Linked DNA regions of Homo sapiens: region 2 is linked to region 1. A link is an interaction called in ENCODE POLR2A ChIA-PET data of the cell type or tissue named here. Cell type or tissue: CD4-positive, alpha-beta T cell. All regions are shown on one strand. Links, peaks and the distances in the headings refer to the core of each region. The heading gives the core; the rest is flanking DNA.

Region 1 (2,899 bases), core at 97-2,596:
CCCAAGGATAAAGACCTGGGTCCTCAGTCCCTCCACAGCAGCCTGCACCCAAGTCCCCTCGCTGAGCTCCAGCCACTGGCCCCGCTGGGCAGAAGTGACCATGTGATACAGAGCTCCCGCCTCCCCGGAGTGGGGTGAGAATCTAAGATCCCCGCTTCCCCAGGGCTGTGCAAGAGGCTGAACACCTGTGTGGACCTGTCTGCCCTTTGCCCCCACACGCTAGCTGACAGTAAGCCCCCCAGGCAGGCACACAGGAGAAGGATAAAAAAGGAGACCCCCGTGAACTGCTCAGAACAGGCTCAGCCCCAGGGGGCCTCTGCCCCCACCTCCCCACGCTCTATGGTTCTCTCTCCATGAGGTCCAGGGCCTCCCAAGACCTTCAGGTACTAAACAGCCTTTGGTCACTTTGGTCACAGCAGCTTCATTTACTGGGTGATTCTCAGTGTGATAACTGGAACTCGGCCTGACTCACCCAGGATTAAACCTCTCCCGGCTGCCTTGTGCTCAGACCTGCCATGGCAGGAAAACTTGGGGTTTGCAGATTCTTAAATGTTTTGTGTTATAAGCCGGGAGCGGTGCCTCACACCTGTAATCCCAGCACTTTGGGAGGCTGAGGCGGGCGGATCACCTGAGGTCGGGGATTCGAGACCAGCCTGACCAACATGGAGAAACCCCGTCTCTACTAAAAATACAAAATTAGCCAGGCATGGTGGCGCATGCCTGTCATCCCAGCTACTAGGGAGGCTGAGGCAGGAGAATCGATTGAACCTGGGAGGCGGAGGTTGCGGTGAGCCAAGATTGCGCCATTGCACTCCAGCCTGGGCAACAAGAGTGAAACTCCGTCTCAAAAAAAAAAAAAGTTTTGTGTTATATGGATTCCAGTTCTCAGCTGAAAAATCTCCACCTTTTCATCTACTTTCTCCCTTGCTTCCTCCATCTAAACAAAAACGCACAGAGTTCGAACTCTAAACAAAAACTCACAGAGAGTTCAGGGGTTCTCTGCTGCGACTTCCACTCTCTGGCTTTGTGTGCATCCGTTTCCACGGGCTATTTTTCCTCTTGATTTTTGGCCCTGTGGTCTCTGAATGCTGGATGTCATGCGCTGAAGCCTGGAGACTCCAGATCCGGGGTCAGCAAACTGCAGCGGGGGGCAGCCGCCTGCTTTTGTGAACGCAGCGTATTGAAACACACCCATGCCCATTTGTTCACAGATGCTCTGTGGCTGCGTGTGCCCTACAGCAGCACGGTTCAGTAGGCAGAGGCCACTTCTACTACCCGGCTAAGGAAAAGATGGGCAGAGCCTGCTCTGGATGACGCTGTGTTCCAGCCGGCGGAGAGGGTCCCCCATTTCCTCGGTAAGGAGGGTGACCTCCTCGCTCCAATCAGGGACTGAGCTGAGCTGAGGACAAGCTGCCCTTTCGGTGAGCCTATCTCTGTGTTGCTTGTTTCTAGGAACTAATCCTCCAGGAAATTAACAGACAGTTTGCTGTGGACAACTAGAGCCCTCCCCTTCCTTAGCCCTGAGCGAGGTAAACAATTCTGCTCTGCCTTCCGGAAGTTTCAAATTAGCTCTTCAACCAGCGTTTTCACGCAGCTTCCAGTCCTGCCACAGTCTTGAAGAAGAGATCAGCTTTCGCGTCTTCATTCTTGCCAAGATTAGCTGCCCTTCGAATCTCCCGTGTGTCATTAATCCCAGCACGAACAAGCACTTGGGAACTGCGGGCTGCAGATGGTCTGCTTATCCTACGGAACCCTCCTCTTTTGAGGCTTAACCCCTTTAGTCTTTGTTGCTTCTGTAGCTTTCTGATGCCATTAAAGAGATGATTTTTATATTTTTGCCTGGCCTTTCTAGTTCTTAGTGGGAGCCTTGATCTGCTGCACTCCATCCTACTTGGAAGTAGAAGTCTGTTTCCCCATGTTTAAAATGTTAATTTCAGGCCACGCACAGTGGCTCATGCCTATAATCCTAGCACTTTAGGAGGCCAAAGTGGGAGGGTCACTTGAGCCCAGGAGTTCCAGATCAGCCTAGGAAACACGGGGAGACCTCACCTTAAAGAAAAAAAAAAAAAAAAGGCATGCACTGAGCATGGTGGTGCATGCCTGTAGTCTCACTTACTCAGGAGGCCGGGGCAGGAGGATCACTTGAGCCCAGGAGTTTGAGGTTACCATGAGCTATGGTTGCATGACTGCACTCCGGCCTGGGCAACAGAGCAAGACCCTATCTCTAAAAAAATAAAAATAAAATAGGCTGGGTGCAGTGGTTCACATCCATAATCCTAGCACTTTGGCAGGCCAAGGCAGGAAGATCGCTTGAGCCCAGGAGTTCAAGACCAGCCTGGGCAGCATAGTGAGACCCTGTTTCTAAAAAAAGATATTAGCTGGCCATTGTGGCACATACCTGTACTTAGGAGGCTGAGGCCAAAGGATCACGTGTACCCAGGAGTTTGAGGCTGCAGTGAGCTGTGATCATGCCGCTGCACTCAGCCTGGGCAACAGAGGAAGACTCTGTCTCTAAAAATGTAAGTCAATAAAAATAAATAAAATGTTAATTTCAGTTTCCAATTGTTCCTTGCTAGCAAATAGAAATACACATTTCATTTTGTACACTGACCTAGTATTCTGTGATGTTCTAATTTGTTCTAGTAGACTCCTTTGAGATTTTCTATGTAGTCATGCTGTCCACAAATAGAGACAGTTGTGTATTTATTCCTTCCCAATATGTGTTCATTTTATTATTTTCTTGCTTATTACACTGAACGGGGCCTCCAGTATGATGCTGAATAGATGTGGTGACAGCAGACGCCCTTGCCTTGTTTCCTTCCTTATGGGGAAAGCATCCAATCTTTTATCATTAAGTGTGATGTTATCTGTAGGGTTTTTGTGATGCCTTCTGAAAAGT
Region 2 (2,827 bases), core at 1-2,500, 1.2 Mb after region 1:
GCAGCGGCACCCACCACGACGGCGGAGAAGCCTCCAGCCGAGGCCCAGGACGAACCTGCAGAGTCGCTGAGCGAGTTCAAGCCCTTCTTTGGGAATATAATTATCACCGACGTCACCGCGAACTGCCTCACCGTTACTTTCAAGGAGTACGTGACGGTGTAGCCGGAGGGCGTCGGAAGGGGAAGCGCCATTCCCGCGGGGGGGCGGGGAGCTGAGCACCTGGGGCCTCGGGGCGGGCTCCCCTCTCGCCAACCCGCCAACCGCGAGAGACCCAGGCTGGCCCCCAGGGTGAGGACGCCCGGAGCGGAGGTAACCATGTTCCCCCTGCGGCGGCTGTCAGACCTGGGCGGAGGCCCCTTCCACGCGGTGCCGGCGGGGCTCGCCCTCTCCTGCCCTTCCCCGCTGGAGATGGACCCCCGGAACGGACAGGGCAGCTCTGCGCCCGGCCTCAGAGTTCTAGTATTATATTTTAACCGTGCTAACTTGTCAAGTGCTGACTCTACTCCCGTTTGTACGTGGTGTTATTATTGAAATGTATTGTTTGAGCTCAAAAGGCCCGACCACCCCCCTTCGGGCTGCTATATATATATTTATTTGTAGGTATTTATATATTGAAATATAAAAACCTAGATTTATGGAGTTTCCTCTAGATCATGTTATATTCTATATCAGACAAACTATTTTCTTTTGACCTTTCTTCCCCTCCATCCAGTATTTCGGTTGATTTCATTTTCTCCCCTCTCTTCCCCTTCCACGAACTGCAATACCAGTAACCTTGGTATATATTTTTTGATACTGTACACATGGATGTCTTGTTTCTATGTGCAAAAAAAAAAAAAAAAAAAAGTTTGTTAAAAGGCTACACGAGCTCTCTAGAAACTGCTGCTACTAGAAATGTCTAAACTATAAGCTTCCAACTATTACCTGCTTGAATGTAAATATTAAATGGAGATGTTGAAGGTGCATTTTCGCTGTTTGAGATGAGCGGACCCCTCTCGCCACCAACTCCGCCTTCGAGCCCTGTGCTGAACCTTTGCACCAGCGAAGTGGGCTGGTTTTGCGGGCCGCGGCGCCGGCGCAGGAGGGTGACCCCGCTCCCTGGGAAGTCGAGAGGCGCCCGGCTGGGAAGGGGAATTCCTGCGGGGGGGTGGGTGTGGGAGCCGTCCCCGCCCCCAGGGCTTTCCGGCCGGCGGTGCCCAAGGCACTGGCAAACCCTGGGTTCTGGGTAGGGGAGGAGGGGGTGCAGGGGTGGGCGGCGCGGACACGCGGGTGGGGCTAGTCTCCCTCGCGGCACCCACTGGGCAGCGGCTGACCTTTGGCTCTCCTCCCCCGTAGCCTCCACCCCTGGGGCTCAACACACCCAGGCGCAAGCCCTGGCGGGGCAGGGAGGTTCCTTCTTAATAATCGCGCCCGGTAGGGCAGGTTCCGCGGGGCGGGGACCCCCAGCCTCTCCGGCGTCCCTGGCTGGCATCGCCGGCCCTGCCCCACTGAGGAAGCTGCCGAGGCCCTTGCTCTTCGGGCTCTCTCCCCGGAAACCACCAGGCCAGAGGCTCCCACTAGAGGCGCGGCGAGCGCTGCCGGGGTGGGGGGCGGGGGGCTTCCTGCGAGATGGATGGGGACGGGGAGGAGGGCGGGGGAGCGAGGCCTGCCACCCCCACTTCCTTAGCGAGGAGAGCTGGGACTCCTCACCCTTCTCCCTTAGGGTGGCAAGGCCAAGGCCCTTGGTGTCGCGGGGGAGGAAGGGGTTAAGGTCCCAGAGGGGGCGACGGGACTGGGCCGAACTCCGGGGTGCGGCTCAGCGGGCCAGGAAGCCGCGACCCGGGAACGCGGCGGCGGTGGCCAGCTTTCTGCAGACGCAGCGATCTTCCTCCTGGTTGAGGTGGCCGCACAGGGCCAGGGACCGCGGGGCTGGGGGCCTGGCGGGCGCGGGGCTGCTCCCGGCCTCCGAAGCCCTTCCCCTGCCCGCCTGGGACCAAGGGGCCCGGGTCTGTGCGGGGCGCCAGGGCGGAAGAGGTCAACGTGGTTCAGAGTGGTGGGGGGTGGCGAGGTGGCGAGAGAGCCAGTGTGGGGAAGGCTGGGGAGAGATGAGGGCCAGGAGGGCGGGGAGGCCTGAATGCGGACAGTGTGGCCAGTGTTGGCTGCAGGCCACCAGCGGCTGGACGTGGGGGAGGGGAGCCCAGCATGGGGAGGGGAGGGGGAAGGGAAGTTCTTTAAAAAAAAGCCGTTGGGAGTTTCTAGCCCTGGCTTTTGTGAGTGGTCCCTCCCACTCCCCGGTCACCCCAGCCCCATTTAGAGTGAGTTACACAGTCCCCTCCCCCTCCACGGAATGAATGTCCTTTGCCACCCCGGGGGTGGAAGGAGGGTGATCTTGCTTCTGGCAAACTGCCTGCTGGGCACGAGAATTGGGCCTGTCCTTCACCGGCTGGTACACAAAGGCCCATGCCAGGCGTGGACGTCGTCTCCCTGTTTTTCTAGCTGAGGAGAACTGAAGACTCGGGAGGGGAAGGGAAGCCTCTTGTTCAGGCCCACAGTTGGTGACCAGAGTGACCCTTAGCCCTTGGTGGTGTCCCCCACCCTGTGGGTGGCTTCTGCCTGGCTGGGTCTGGGGGTGGGAGAGGGGAGGTAGAGGGTGGCACTCCCGCAGAACAGGGAAGGAAACCGTTCCACTACCATTCCTGGAAAGGTGTGGCCTGCAGGTGGCCTGAGGCCTTCAAAACCAGGCCTGCTAGCAGAGCCCTCGAGTGGAGAAGGGTGGTCCTGGGCAGAGCCTGAAGCCTGAGGTCAGAAGGCAGACAACGGGCAGAGGCCACGGGTGGGTCAGGAAGAG

The links. Peaks named below come from ENCODE experiments on the same cell type or tissue, not always from the same donor. Only the 100,000 strongest peaks of a DNase experiment are listed, where the experiment ranks them.
Region 2: POLR2A ChIA-PET joins it to region 1 with 5 read pairs; 1 of 35 experiments calls an interaction of 5 or more read pairs at or near these places.

The regions. Positions count from the first base shown.
Region 1 is chr17:81,016,902-81,019,800 of GRCh38, reverse strand. It overlaps LOC124904078 (a long non-coding RNA gene), which reads left to right. Exons shown (of 2, transcript XR_007065934.1): 1 at 1-1,355; 2 at 1,453-1,832. Among named protein-coding and RNA genes, the nearest start is that of BAIAP2-DT, 16 kb to the left of the region's middle. In CD4-positive, alpha-beta T cell, for the core only: no CTCF peak of the experiment used is centred there; a DNase peak (open chromatin) is centred at 1,550; H3K4me3 peaks cover 1,224 bases; H3K27ac peaks cover 1,648 bases.
Region 2 is chr17:79,831,294-79,834,120 of GRCh38, reverse strand. It overlaps CBX4 (chromobox 4), which reads left to right. Exons shown (of 5, transcript NM_003655.3): 5 at 1-965. The coding sequence ends at 162. Among named protein-coding and RNA genes, the nearest start is that of CBX4, 6.7 kb to the left of the region's middle. RefSeq lists an enhancer at 1,426-2,247. In CD4-positive, alpha-beta T cell, for the core only: no CTCF peak of the experiment used is centred there; DNase peaks (open chromatin) are centred at 140 and 1,422.